2 separate regions of the Homo sapiens genome follow, and region 2 is linked to region 1. A link is an interaction called in ENCODE POLR2A ChIA-PET data of the cell type or tissue named here. Cell type or tissue: PC-9. All regions are shown on one strand. Links, peaks and the distances in the headings refer to the core of each region. The heading gives the core; the rest is flanking DNA.

The links. Peaks named below come from ENCODE experiments on the same cell type or tissue, not always from the same donor. Only the 100,000 strongest peaks of a DNase experiment are listed, where the experiment ranks them.
Region 2: POLR2A ChIA-PET joins it to region 1 with 12 read pairs; 2 of 35 experiments call an interaction of 5 or more read pairs at or near these places.

The regions. Positions count from the first base shown.
Region 1 is chr1:36,024,622-36,032,841 of GRCh38, forward strand. AGO3 (argonaute RISC catalytic component 3) reads left to right here. Exons shown (of 19, transcript NM_024852.4): 12 at 2,493-2,677. Among named protein-coding and RNA genes, the nearest start is that of TEKT2, 55 kb to the right of the region's middle. In PC-9, for the core only: no CTCF peak of the experiment used is centred there; a DNase peak (open chromatin) is centred at 3,320; H3K27ac peaks cover 673 bases.
Region 2 is chr1:36,277,169-36,283,649 of GRCh38, forward strand. It overlaps THRAP3 (thyroid hormone receptor associated protein 3), which reads left to right. Exons shown (of 12, transcript NM_005119.4): 3 at 5,365-5,532. The coding sequence starts at 5,396. Among named protein-coding and RNA genes, the nearest start is that of SH3D21, 26 kb to the right of the region's middle. In PC-9, for the core only: no CTCF peak of the experiment used is centred there; no DNase peak of the experiment used is centred there; H3K27ac peaks cover 2,615 bases.

The DNA.
Region 1 (8,220 bases), core at 1,381-6,380:
GCTACTCTGAAATGTTTAGTCTTCTCTTTGACTAAGAGTGACATTCAAAATTAGTATGACATTTATTTCTTTATTTTATTGAGACAGAGTCTCACTCTGTCATCCAGGCTGGAGTGCAATGGCGTGATCTCGGCTCACTGCAACCTCTGCCTCCCAGGTTCAAGCGTAAAATCAGTATGACATTTCATATCTTTCACCAGTCTCTTAAGTCCTTTATCATTACTCCATTTTCATATATTCTGGCCAAAGAAACTGAAGCATCGTATTCCTTCTATCTCCCTGGCCTTTTTAACCTGTTTCCACTCATGCTGCCCTTTACTGAGAATGCCTCCTTCCTATCTCTACCCATCAGTATCCTCTCTATTTGTGCTTGTCAGTTTTTGTGCAAAATACAATTGTATTATAATGATTTTGTAAATGTATCATCCCTCTGGAATCTAATTTTCTTGAAGAAATGATCCTTATCTAATTTAAATCTCTACTTATATAAAGTATGTCAACAATGAAACATTCTTGAGTGATACAGAGACCAGTTTACCTCAGGCCATTTCAGAATTTGCCTTGCCTTCTTCATGGCAAGAAGAAATTAGAATATGAGAAATAAAATTTTTTTCTATTTAATTCTGTTCATCCCTTTTTATTAATCCCAAATCTCTAAATGGATGCTTTAATGATCACTTAATGTATTTTTTTCCTCCAGAGTTTTTATCCCCCTGCTTTCAAGTGAAATGTCACAAGGATGGCTTATTACAATGCTATGATTATCTTATTTGGCCTTGAAAGGCCAAAAAAAAAAAAAAACAAAACCATTTCCAATGTTTTTCAAACTTGAGCTTTTTTATTTTTCATTTTATATTTGTTATTCGCAGCTTGAATAGATGTCTCAGAATCATTGGGCTTGTGGCTCTTGTTAGGCTAAGTGAAAATACTCAATTTCATACTTCTTTAATTAAGCACCGATAAGGAATAGGAGAAACTTCATCTCTATCCTGAAGGAATCAGAGTGTTTTGGGCAAAGATCACTCAGATCCTTGACTTAGGACCTCAATTGTTTTAAAAAACCAGTGAAGCGATTGTTGCTCATTATTGCTTATTTATACTGAATTCAAAATTTTCTATAAATATGAAATTGGTGGCCGGGAGCAGTGGCTCATGCCTGTAATCCCAGCACTTTGGGAGGCCGAGGTGGGTGGATGGCCTGAGGTCAGGAGTTCAAGACCAGCCTGACCAACATGGTGAAACCCCATCTCTACTAAAAATACAAAAATTAGCCAGGCGCGGTGGCACATGCCTATAATCCCAGCTACTTGGGAAGCTCAGGTGGGAAGATCATTTGAGCCTGGGAAGTTGAGGCTGCAGGAGTGAGTTGTGATTGTATCACTGCACTCCAGCCTGGGCAACAGAGTGAGACTCCACCTCAAAAAAAAAAAAGAAATTGGTTTTGGGGGTTTTTCAGTGTAAATCAAAGTACATTAAAATGCTGCCTGCCTCATCTGTTTATTTGGAGACAAGAGTCTCACTCTGTCACCTAGGCTGGAGTGCAGTGGCATAATCTTAGCTCACTGCAACCTCCGCTTCCCAGATTCAAGTGATTCTCCTGCCTCAGCCTCCCAAGGAGCAGGGACTACAGGTGCCTGCCACCACACCAGACTAGTTTCGTATTTTTAGTAGATATGGGTTTTCGCCATGTTGGCCAAGCTGGTCTCGAACTCCTGACCTCAAGTGATCCTCCTGCCTCAGCCTCCCAAATTGCTGGGATTATAGGTGTGAGGCACTGCACCCAGCCTCATCTGTTTTTAAATTTTGTTTTTATATTTTAAAAAAATCCTCTGAGGGCATAATCTTTCCTGCTATCCTAGTGTGAGATAGGTAATACTATAGAAATTCTGGCTCTACCATTTGTCTAATCATTTGAACTTTGGCCAAATATGTAATGTCTATGAAACTATTTTCTGATCTGTAAAACAGGAATAATACCTGCCGTGCCTCTTTCTTATGAATCTTGTGAGATCAAATTAGAAAATAAACAATAGCTAAAATGTATCAAGTTTTTACCATGGTCCTGGATGGTGTGCTAAGTGCTTTACATATATGATCTCATTTAATCTTCACACCAACCCTATAGTTGAAGCAATCCTTTTACAGATGAGGAAAACTGAAGTAAGTGCCTAAAATTTCATAGTAGTATGTAGCAGAACTGGGAATGGAACTCTCCATACTAACTCTAGAGCTGAGCTCTTAACCAGCATATACTATTAGTAATGCTCCTTGTAAACTACAGAATGCCGTATAACTGTATAGAATGTTCTTCATTTGCAAAATGGATTACTGACAGACCATTACGCTTAACATCAGTAGTCTGGTGACCTCTCATATATGAAGCACACAAATCTTTGCTTCATCCTTCCATTCCCTTCCCAAACTTCCCATTACTACTTTGTAGGAATTCATGACTAGACAAAGGTTTTATATTTAGTGGTTTCTCCTTCCAGGGGTTTCACAGACCAGCTGCGTAAGATTTCTAAGGATGCAGGGATGCCCATCCAGGGCCAGCCATGCTTCTGCAAATATGCACAGGGGGCAGACAGCGTAGAGCCCATGTTCCGGCATCTCAAGAACACATATTCTGGCCTACAGCTTATTATCGTCATCCTGCCGGGGAAGACACCAGTGTATGGTAAGGATATCTTAAGACTGCATTTTTCCTCAAGTACTTGATGTCCTTTTAGGATTATACTGAAACATATCCTAAAACTTTCAAATATTAAAATATATTTTATGATACAGTATTTAAAACCATGTATTATTACTTGAAGACAAATTAATATAGCAAACTAAATAGTCCAAGATGAGACATTGTAAAAAGAGTTTCCGGGCTGGGCGTGGTGGCTCACGCCTGTAATCCCAGCACTTTGGGAGGCCGAGGCGGGTGGATCACCTGAGGTCAGGAGTTCGAGACCAGCCTGGCCAATGTGGTGAAACCCCATCTCTACTAAAAATACAAAAAATTAGCTGGGCGTGGTGGTGGGCGCCTGTGGTCCCAGCCACTCAGGAGGCTGAGGCAGGAGAATGGCGTGAACCCAGGAGGTGGAGCTTGCAGTGAGCCGAGATCGCACCGGTGCACTCCAGCCTGGGCGACAGAGCGAAAGTCCGTCTCAAAAAAAAAAAAAAAGGGTTTCAGTAGTGAAAAGAGGCATTACATAACAATGGCTAAAGAAAGAATTATTGAATAAAAATGGCATTGAGATAATTTGAGTATCAGTATAATGTAGTGGTTAAAAGCACAGGCTATCAAATTAAACTGTGTTGCTCAATATTCAGGTACTGCCGGTTCTACTACCTGTGTGATTTGGCTGAATTACTTAATCACACTAGCCCTTAGTTTCCTCATCTCTGGAATTGGGACAATATTTATGTATGTATGTGGTGTGTATGTATGGGATAGGATCTCTCTCACTCTTTCAGGCTGGAGTGCAGTGGTGCAATCATGGCTTACTGCAGCCTTGACCTCTTGGGCTCAAGCAATCCTCCTTTCTCGGCCTCCCAAGTAGCTGGAACTACAGGCATGTGCCACCACACTGGACTAATTTTTTATTTTTTTATTTTTTTTGTTTGTATTTATTTATTTATTTATTTTTATTATACTTTAAGTTTTAGGGTACATGTGCACAATGTGCAGTTTAGTTACATGTGTATACATGTGCCATGCTGGTGCGCTGCACACACTAACTCGTTATCTAGCATTAGATGTATCTCCCAATGCTATCCCTCCCCCCCCCCCACCCCACAACAGTCCCCAGAGTGTGATGTTCCCCTTCCTGTGTCCATGTGTTCTCATTGTTCAATTCCCACCTATAAGTGAGAATATGCGGTGTTTGGTTTTTTGTTCTTGCGATAGTTTACTGAGAATGATGATTTCCAATTTCATCCATGTCCCTACAGAGGACATGAACTCATCATTTTTTATGGCTGCGTAGTATTCCATGGTGTATATGTGCCACATTTTCTTAATCCAGTCTATCATTGTTGGACATTTGGGTTGGTTCCAAGTCTTTGCTATTGTGAATAATGCCGCAATAAACATACGTGTGCATGTGTCTTTATAGCAGCATGATTTATAGTCCTTTGGGTATATACCCAGTAATGGGATGGCTGGGTCAAATGGTATTTCTAGTTCTAGATCCCTGAGGAGTCGCCACACTGACTTCCACAATGGTTGAACTAGTCTATTTATTTTTTTGTAGAGACAGGATCTCACTATGTTTCTCGGGTTGGTCTCAAACTCCTGGGCTCAAGCAATCCTTAAACCTTGGGCTCCCAAAGTGCAGGGATTACAGGTGTGAGCCACTGCACCTAGCCTCTTTCTGGTTTTAATTGAGCATTTTATATGATTCTATTTTCTTTCCTCTTTTAGTGTATCAGTTATACTTCCTTGATATATAGCACACATACCCTGGGATACTAATAATACCTAATCCATATATAGGGTTGTTGTAAGGATTAACTGAGTCTAATATGTAAAGGGCCTAGAATAGCACCTGTCATATAGTAAACAGTCAATGTTAACTGTTATTATTATAAACAAAATTTTGTGAGATTAATAAGCTAAATATAAATCATTGAATCGTAGAAAAATACAAAGAAAATATAATTTTCAAACCACTGAACGGGGTAAAATCATGTAAGTTTAGAAATAATAGAAGAAATCACAAAAGAAAATTGTCAGATTTGACTGAGTACTGAGTAAACATTAAATTTTCTCTTTCTTTCTTTTTTTTTTTTTTTTTTTTTGAGAGAGAGTCTCGCTCTGTCGCCCAGGTTGGAGTGCAGTGGTGCGATCTCGGCTCACTGCAAGCTCTGCCTCCTGGGTTCACGCCATTCTCCTGCCTCAGCCTCCTGAGTAGCTGGGACTACAAGCACCTGCCACCATGTCCAGCTAATTTTTTTGTATTTTTTAGTAGAGACAGGGTTTCACCGTGTTAGCCAGGATGGTCTCAATCTCATGACCTTGTGATCCTCCCGCCTCAGCCTCCCAAAGTGCTGGGATTACAGGCGTGAGCCACCATGCCCGGCCCTTTTTTTTTTTTTTGAGACAGAGTCTCCCTCTGTTGCCCAGGCTGGAGTGCAGTGGCATGATCTCAGCTCACTGCAACCTCCACCTCCCAGGTTCAAGCTGTTCTTCTGCCTCAGCCTCCCTAGTAGCTGGGTCTATAGGCGCGTGCCACCATGCCTGGCTAATTTTTGTATTTTTAGTAGAGACAGGGTTTCACCATGTTGGCCAGGGTGGTCTCAAACTCCTGACCTCAGGTGATCTGCCCACCCCAGCCTCCCAAAGTGCTGGGATTACAGGCATGAGCCACTGCGCCTGGCCCCTAAATTTCCTACATGTCACGGATGTACTAAAATGAAAAGAAAACCAATAGAGTGTGGAAAATATTTGTAGCAAATAGAAACAATAAACAAATAGTTTATTATTAGTTAAATAAAAACCTTCTTTTTTTAGATTAATGAGAAAAGATTATAAACTGAAATTTAGTAAAAACAAAGCAAGTAAATATATGATAAGTTTGTTTTTATTCATAGTTAAAGAAAAATACAGGCCAGATGCAGTGGCTTATGCCTGTAATCCCAGCATTTTGAGAAGCCAAGGTGGGCAGATTGCTTGAGTTCAGGAATTCAAGACTAGTCTGAGCAACATGGCGAAACCTCATATCTGCAAAAAAATAGAAAAATTAGCCAGGCATGGTAGTACACATCTGTGGTCCTAGCTACTTGGGAGGCTGAGATAGGAAGATCACTTGAGCCAGTAGGTGGAGGTTGCAGTGAGCCAAGATCATGCCACTGCACTCCAGCAGCCTGGGCAACAGAGCGAGACCCTTTCTCAAAAAAAAAAAAAAAAGAGAGAAGAAAAGTACAAATCAATAAAGGGAAAAATTTTGTGCTGCTAAATTAGCAAACATATTTAAATATTATAATACCTAGTGCTTGTGAGTATGCAGTGTATTAATACGTTGCTGATGGTAGTATAAATTGATATTACCTTTTTCATCAAAACTGTAAACATGCCTGGGCTGGTCTCGAACTCCTGGCCTCAAGTCATCCTCCCGCCTCAGCCTCCCAATGCTGGGATTACAGGCATGTGCCACTGCTCCTGGCCCCTCCTGGTTTTAATTGAGCATTTTGTATAATTCTATTTTTCATTCTCTTTTAACATATTAGTTAGACTTCCTTTAAAAATTTTTGTAGTGTTTTCCCTAGACTTTTTAATATATATTTACAACTAATCTGAGTCTACTTTTAGGTAACATTATACCACTTCTTAGATAGTATAGAGATACCTTGTAACAGAATACTCCCAATTTTTCCCTTCTGTACCTTATATTTCTGTCATTTATTTCACTTATCCATAAGCTATAACTACCCAATACACTGTTGCTATTACTATTTTGAACAAATAATCATCTATTAGCTCAATTAAGAATATGAAAATACAAGATTTTATTTTACCTTTATTTATTTGCTGACCTTCAACCTTCCTCCTTACTTTTGTTTTGTTTTGTTTTTTAGAGACAGGTCTTGCTATGTTGCCCATGCTGGTCAGTGGCTATTGTCAGGCATGACCATAGTGCACTGCAGCCCCAAACTCCTGGGCTCAAGTACTCTACCCACCTCAGCCTCCCCAGTAGCTGGTACTACAGGCATGACCCACACTGTACCCTGCTTTTCCTTCATTTATGATTTCTGATCTGTATCATTTTCCTTCTCTCTGGAAAATTCTTTTAATATTTCTTGCCAAGCATTTCTACCAGCAACAAATACCCTGTTTTTATTTGTTTGAGAAACTCTTTATTTCTCCTTCATTTTTTTTTTTGAGCCACATAATGATTTAATGTTTACTTGCAAATCATTCACTCACATAATTTCAAGTACTAAGTCATTCTGGAATTCTTACATTCTGACATTAAGAACATTCACATGTTGTGCAGCCATCATCACTATCCATTTCCAGAACTTTTTTCCATCATCCCAAACTGAAACTCTTTATCCATTAACCAATAACTTTAATATCCTATTAAACCTCACGTAACCCCTGGAAAGCACTGTTCTACTTTCCGCTTCCATGAATTTGACTATTCTAGTTTCCTTATGTACATGAGTCCTACAATATTTGGCTTTTGGCATAATATCCTCAAGGTTCATCCATGTTGTACTATATGTCAGAATTTTCTTCCTTTTTTGGGCCAAATAATATTCCATTGTTTGTATATGTGTGTGTGGGGGGGCGGGGGGTGTGTGTGTGTGTGTATACACCACATCTTGTTTATTCTTCTGTTGATGGACACTTGGGTTGCTTCTACACTTTAGCTATCATGAGTAATGCTGCTATGAACATAGGTGTACAAATATCTCTTCACAACCCTGTTTTCAGCTATTCTGGGTATACATCTAATAAGTGTCATTGCTGCATCATATGGTAATTCTATTTTTAATTTTCTGAGGAACCTCCACAGTGTTTTCCACAGTGGCTGCACCATTTTACATGCCCACCAACAGCGCACAGGAGTTCCAGTTTCTCCACATCCTTGCCCCAATGTTTGTTATTCTCTGGCTTTTTGATAGTAGCCATCCTAATGGGTGTGAAGTGGTATCTCATAATGTCTTTGATTTTGCATTTTCCTAAATGATTAGAGACGTTGGGCATCTTTTCATGTGCTTATGGGTCATTTTTCTGTTTATCTTCTTTAGAGAAATGTGTATTGTCATTTGTCCTTTTTTTTAAGGCAAGGTCTCACTCTGTCACCCAGACTGGAGTGCAATGACACGATCATAGTTCACTGCAGCCTCCATCTCCTAGGCCCATGCAATCCTCTTGCCTCAGCCTCCTGAGTAGCTAGAACTAAAAGCACATACCATCATGCCTGGCTAATTAAAAAAAAAATTTGGCAGGGATGGGGTCTTGATTTGTTGCCTAAGCTGGTCTCTAACTCCTGGGCTCAAGCAATCCGCCTCAGCCTACCAAAGTGCTGGGATTACAGGTGTGAGACATTGCACCCATTTTTCTATGTTTTTTATATATAAGAAGTTATGCTGGGTGCAGTGGCTCACACCTGTAATCCCAGCACTTTGGGAGGCCAAGACGGGTGGATCACTTGAGGTCAGGCGTTCAAAACCAGCGTGGCCAACATGGCAAGACCCCATCTCTACTAAAAATACAGAAAT
Region 2 (6,481 bases), core at 1,482-6,481, 250 kb after region 1:
ATGTTGACCAGGCTGATCTCGAACTCCTGACCTCAGGAGATCTGCCCACCTCTGCCTCCCAAAGTGCTGGGATTGCAGGCATCAGCCACTGCACCCAGCCTCACATTTATTTTATTTTATTTTTTGAGATGGAGTCTTGCTCTGTCACCCAGGCTGGAGTGCAGTGGTGTACAGGCAGCTGCCACCACACCTGGCTACTTTTTGTATATTTAGTAGAGATAGGGTTTCGCCATGTTGGTCAGGCTGGTCTCGAACTCCTGACCTCAGGTGATCCACCCACTTCAGTCTCCCAACGTGCTGGGATTACAAGTGTGAACCACCACGCCTGGCTCACATTTATTTATTTTTTATTTTGGAGACAGATAACGTGCTTTGTCACCCAGGCTGGAGTGCAGTGGCACAAACATGGCTCACTGCATCTTCAACCTCCCAGGCTCAAGCAATCCTCCTGCCTCAAGTCTCCCAAGTAGCTGGGACTGTGGGCATGCACCACCATGCCTGGCCTTAAATTTATGGTCAGTTGGTTTTTGAAAAGGGTGAAAAACCAAATGAGTTTTTAGATGTATGGTCAATTGGGTTTTTTAAAAAATTATTATGATTATTATTTTGAGACGGAATTCAGCTTTTGTCACCCAAGCTGGATCGCAATGGCACAATCTAGGCTCACTGCCACCTCTGCCCCCCAGGTTCAGTCGATTCTCCTGCCTCAGCCTCCCAAGTAGCTGGGATTACAGGTTCCTGCTGCCACACCCAGCTAATTTTAGTATTTTTTTTAGTAGAGAGGGGGTTTAACCATGTTTGCTGGGCTGGTCTTGAACTCCTGACCTCAGGTGATCCACCTGCCTTGGCCTCTCAAAGTGCTGAGTGGGGTTACGGTCGTGAGCCCAGCCCCCCTTTTTTTTTTTTTTTTTTTTAAGACGGAGTCCTGCCTTGTTGCCCAGGCTGGAGTGCACTGGCGTGATCTTCGCTCACTGCAACTTCCACCTCCTGGGTTCAAGTAATTCTCCCTGCCTCAGCCTTCTGAGTAGCTGGGATTACAGGTGCCTGCCACCACATTTGACTAATTTTTGTATTTTTAGTAGAGACGGGGTTTTGCCATGTTGGCCAGGCTGGTCTCAAACTGCTGACCCCAGGTGATGTGCCTGCCTCGGCCTCCCAAAGTACTAAGATTACAGGCGTGAGTCACTGCACCAGGCTTCAATCGGGTTTTGACCGTAAATGTAAGGATAAATTTTTTTAAACACAATTGTGTTTTAAGTAAAACGCATCTGTTTTCAAGATCAAGGACCATTGATCTGCTTGGTAATTAGACAAGTAGTTTGAGTCAAGAAGGCTTGGGCTTCTGAAAAGGATGATGGGCTTGTGCTACCCTCTCAAGTGTCTCTGCAGAACAGTTTGAAAACAAATTCTTTCTCCTAGTGACAGAATTATATCTGAAATCAATTCAAAAGGCTGTTTGAAATTCTGTCCTTGTGCCAGGCGTGGTGGATCACGCATGTAATCCCAGCACTTTGGGAGGCCGAGGTGGGCGGATCACGAAGTCAGGAGATCGAGACCATCCTGGCTAACACAGTGAAACCCCGTCTTTACTAAAAGTACAAAAAATTAGCTGGGCATGGTGGTGGGCGCCTGTAATTCCAGCTACTTGGGAAGCTGAGGCAGGAGAATCACTTGAACCCAGGTGGCAGAGGTTGCAGTGAGCTGAGATCATGCCATTGCACTCTAGCCTGAGCAACAAGAGCAAAACTCTGTCTCAAAAAAAAATAAATAAATAAAAATAAAATAAAATAAATACATAAATAAAATAATTAGTTTCAATTCATGTTAAAGAGGAGGCTCCGGGAATGGGAGTCGGGGGGCGTCACAGTATTGCAGCTCTTGAGTGCACTTGTCAATTCTGGTAAGCTTAATATGTGCAGAATTGTTAAGTTTGGCTCTGTTTGTATTTACATGGCAGCTTTTCTTCATCTTAATGAAAATTAGCTTCTTAGTTTTCTAGTTTCTGAGTGTTGAAATGAGTGTTTCCTTTTCCACTAACTTGTTGCCCTTTTTTATTCTTTTAAAGTCTGATAATATCCACCTGTTGTGTAAGTCATCTGGATGGATTTTTATTTCTGACCCAAGTTAAAATAGAATGTTAGACAGTCTGTTACTAGGCAGACATAGATAGATATCCCTGAACTTGTGACAGAAATAAAGGTCTCCATTTGGCAAGAGTGAACCCAGAGAACCCCAAAATAATGCTTAAGAACAACCAAAAAAACAAAATGTATTTTTATTTTTAATATTCTCATTGTAAATTGTTTGTTTATACCTCCACCTCCCACTCCTGAATAACTTACTCCTTTATTCTGACTTCATATAGTGACACTACTGCCAAAAATAGCTCCAAATTGAAATATCTTTGACCTTGCTAGAGCTTGCAACAGTGTGATCTTTTTGGCAGGATTAAAACCGTGGGTTCTTGGCATCCTCATCTAGCAGTCTTTTACTCATCACCTTTTGTCTCTGACTTCTTATTAGTTTCTCAGTTCTCCTCTAAATTATGTCTCTAAGATTTTGCTTGTTTCCCCTGTGAGATGGAGCTATAGCAGCTTCCTAGGCGTTTTTTGTCTTTTGGAAAGTTCTTGAAATTCAAGTATTTTATTTGAATATAACAAAAATAAATACTACCTTTCAGTTTATCTATATCTTGTCACCTTTATCAGATTGTAAACTTGGTAAGGGTGGACACTTGGCATTCATTGGTTCCATAAGTTCGTTAGTACCCCTTGTATGCCAGACACTGCTCTAGACAGGCAATATAACATAGTGGTTAAATGTGCCAACGGTGAGGCTGGGCGGGGTGGCTCACGCATGTAATCCTAGCACTTTGGGAGGCCAGGGCAGGAGGATCCATTGATCTTAGAAGTTTGAGACCAGCCTGGGCAACACAGGGAGACCCCATCTGAATGAATTAATGAATGAGCAAGTCGATCGTGGTTTGGATTTTGGCAGTATGACCTTGGGCAAGTTAATTACTTTCTCTATGCCTCAAAATTCTTATCTGTAAAACGGGATTAAAAATGCCCTCCTCAAGGATAAAATGAATTAATAAAAACACTGGTTAAGCATTTGCTATTCTGGGCGTTGGGTATACAGCACTAAATAAAGAAAGATGAGGTTTCTGTTGTTATAGAGCTTACATTCTAATTAAAGACAGAATAACAAGTAAACAAGATAGTTTCACATACTGAGTTTTGCTCTGAAGAAACAAATAAGATACATACTGGACCTAGAGAATGACTGGTGGCTATTTTTGACTGGGTGGTCAGGGTGAACCTCTGAGGAGATAGCTTTTGAGCTGAGATCTTCAAATTCTGAGGGGTAGGAGGGGAGAAATATTTGATTATTATTTTCCCTTCACAGACAAGAGGCAGCATTACTTGGCAGAATCTCGCTAGGCAGCAAAGTGTGATAGAATAGGCCCTGGAGTTTGGGCCTGGTTTGGCTATTAATTAGCTTTGTGATCTTTGATAGATTCCTTACTCTTACTGTCTTTGATAGACATGTACTTTAGCACTTAAAGTTTTTACTGCTGGGAAGATGTCCAAGGCGCTAATAGAGTATAAAGGAGAGAAGTATACCTTGTAGACCAGGCGTTAACCTCTCAGGGCAACTTAGAGGCGCTCTTCTTTCCTGGAGGGGGAAAAAAGGAAAAAGACTATTTGTTTCTTGGTGGGAAAATGACCCTGAAAGAAAGTTGACTCTTTATTTTTATTTATTTTTTTTTTTGAGACGGAGTTTTGCTCTTGTCGTCCAGGCTGGAGTGCAATGGCGCGATCTTGGCTCGCTGTAACCTCTGCCTCCTGGGTTCGAGAGATTCTCCTGTCTCAGCTTCCTGAGTAGCTGGGATTACAGGCACCCGCCACTACTTTTAGTAGAGATGGGGTTTCACCATGTTGGCCACGCTGGTCTTGAACTCCTGATCTCAGGTGATCAGCCCACCTCAGCCTCCCAAAGTGCTGGGATTACAGGCGTGAGCCACCGCCCCCAGCTGACTCTTTTGTAATAAAGAGCTGGAACAAATTGATGGTTCTTTATGACTAGATGTGCCACATACTCTGTAACTAAGTTAAATTGCATGCGGTTTCTTCTCTTGGAACTAGGAAACCTGTCTCACATCTCCTCATTACTTTTATTAACAGCTGACTTTAGTCTCAAAGCTTCTTTGCTTACTGAGAAAAGACTGCATGCACCAAAATTAATAAGCACCCTCATTCTTGGTCATCTCTTACAGTATTACCCAGTTAGGGTTACATGTCAGGTTTTCCATTTGCTGCTGTGGCTTGGTCTGTTTGGGATTTGTACTACTAAGAAATTCCTTTTGATGAAAGAGCAGAGTGGTTTTTAAAAATCAGTCATTTCATCTTTTTTTTTTTTTTAATGTTACTTTCTGTTTTTAAAGTTTATTTTATTTAAACAGTTGTTTTTTTTGTAGAGGTGGGGGAATCTTCCTATGTTGCTTAGGCTGGTCTCAAAATCCTGGCCTCAGGCCATTCCCACCTTAGCCTCTGGAGTAGCTAGGACTACAGGCCCTTACCACTACATCCAGCTAATTTTAAAAGTTTTTACTTTGTAGGCCAGGCACGGTGGCTCACGCCTGTAATCCCAGCACTTTGGGAGGCCGAGCCGGGCAGATTACCTGAGGTCGGGAGTTCGAGACCAGCCTTACCAACAAGGAGAAACCCTGTCTCTACTAAAAATACAAAAAAATTAGCCGGGCATGGTGGCCCATGCTTGTAATCCCAGCTACTTGGGAGGCTGAGGCAGGAGAATTGCTTGAACCCGGGAGGCGGAGGTTGTGGTGAGCTGAGATTAAGCCATTGCACTCTAGCCTGGGCAACAAAAGCAAAACTCCTATCTCAAGAAAAAAAAAATTTTTTTTTTAACTTTGTAGACACGGGATATTGCTATGTTGCCCAGGCTAGTCTTGAACACCTGGACTTAAGCAGTCCTCCTCCTACCTTGGCCTCCCAGTGCACTGGGATTACAGGCGTGAGCCACCGTGCTCAGCCACTTTCTCTCTTTTTTTTTTTTTTGGAGATAGGGTATTGCTCTTTCCTCCAGAGCTGCAGTGCAGAGGTGTGATCACAGCTCACTGTAACTTTGCACTCCCTCCTGTCTTAGCCTCTCAAATAGCTAGGACTACAGGAACGCACCACTGTGACTGGCTAATTAAAAAAAAATTTTTTTTTTTTTTTTGTAGATATGGGGTCTTCTCAAGTTGCCCAGATTAAAAGAAATGTGTTTCTAAAATGTCCAAAGAGGTTCACATTTGCAAAGGAACTCACTCATTTGTTCTAATGCATTTTCTTACATTAGGTGTAATTGAAAAGTGATCCTCTCTTCAGAGATGTCAAAAACAAACAAATCCAAGTCTGGATCTCGCTCTTCTCGCTCAAGATCTGCATCAAGATCTCGTTCTCGTTCATTTTCGAAGTCTCGGTCCCGAAGCCGATCTCTCTCTCGTTCAAGGAAGCGCAGGCTGAGGTAAGGGGGTGTGACTTTGTATATTGAGATAATCATTGCATCAGTCGATGTGGATGTTTGAAGATCTTTTGTTAGACTTTTCCTGTGAGTGTCAAATGGACTGGGGGGTTGGCTTGAGGTGCAGGGTTGGGCTATAAGATATTCCAGGTCTCTTTAAACTACAAATCCAGATCAGCTTTGACTGCCATGCTGATTGCCTGATTCCTTTCCTCTGCCAGCACATAGTATTTCCCACCCACTTTGGAAGAAAGAACATTTTATTTTTATTTGAGCTGCTTGCTTCAAATCTCTATAGCTGATTATTTTTCACCAAATTATTTTTGAAGGCTTGAACCAAAGTTTATGTGCATCACTGCAAAGAAAGGATAGCTAAGAGGATTAATAATATGAACAACATGGCAAGGAAAAGAAGCTTCAACTCACTAAAATAAACTTACAGAAACTTATCAGGAGTAATTTGTATACAATGTGCCAATTACTAACAAGCTGCATCTGTTTAGTAAATGTATCTTAAAACTTTTTAAAAATCGCTATTGAAAACATCACTTTATCTTACTGAATATGAGCACAGTTCTTTTGAATTTATTGCCAGTATTTCCTAATTCAGTCAGTTTTCACACCTTCAGGTGGATTTCCCTATTTTAATTATGTCTTGGAATAGGATGCCAAACCTCCAGCGTCTTTCCTCTCTTGGTGTGTTGTGAGTTGGATTTTTCATTCTTTAAAAGTGTTTAAACTTTCTTTTGTGGATAGATAAGAAGCTTTCAGTAAATAACAAGTTTCTATATGTGAGTTTGGGAAATATTGGTGTATTTAAATTGGTGTGCTGAAGAGGAATCTTTGTACATTTTCATTCTTTTTCCCACAAGTACATTAGCAAGGAGATGATTTGTCATGTTTGACACTTGGAACCCCTGCTGTTTATTTCAGATGAGTATCTAGAATCCTT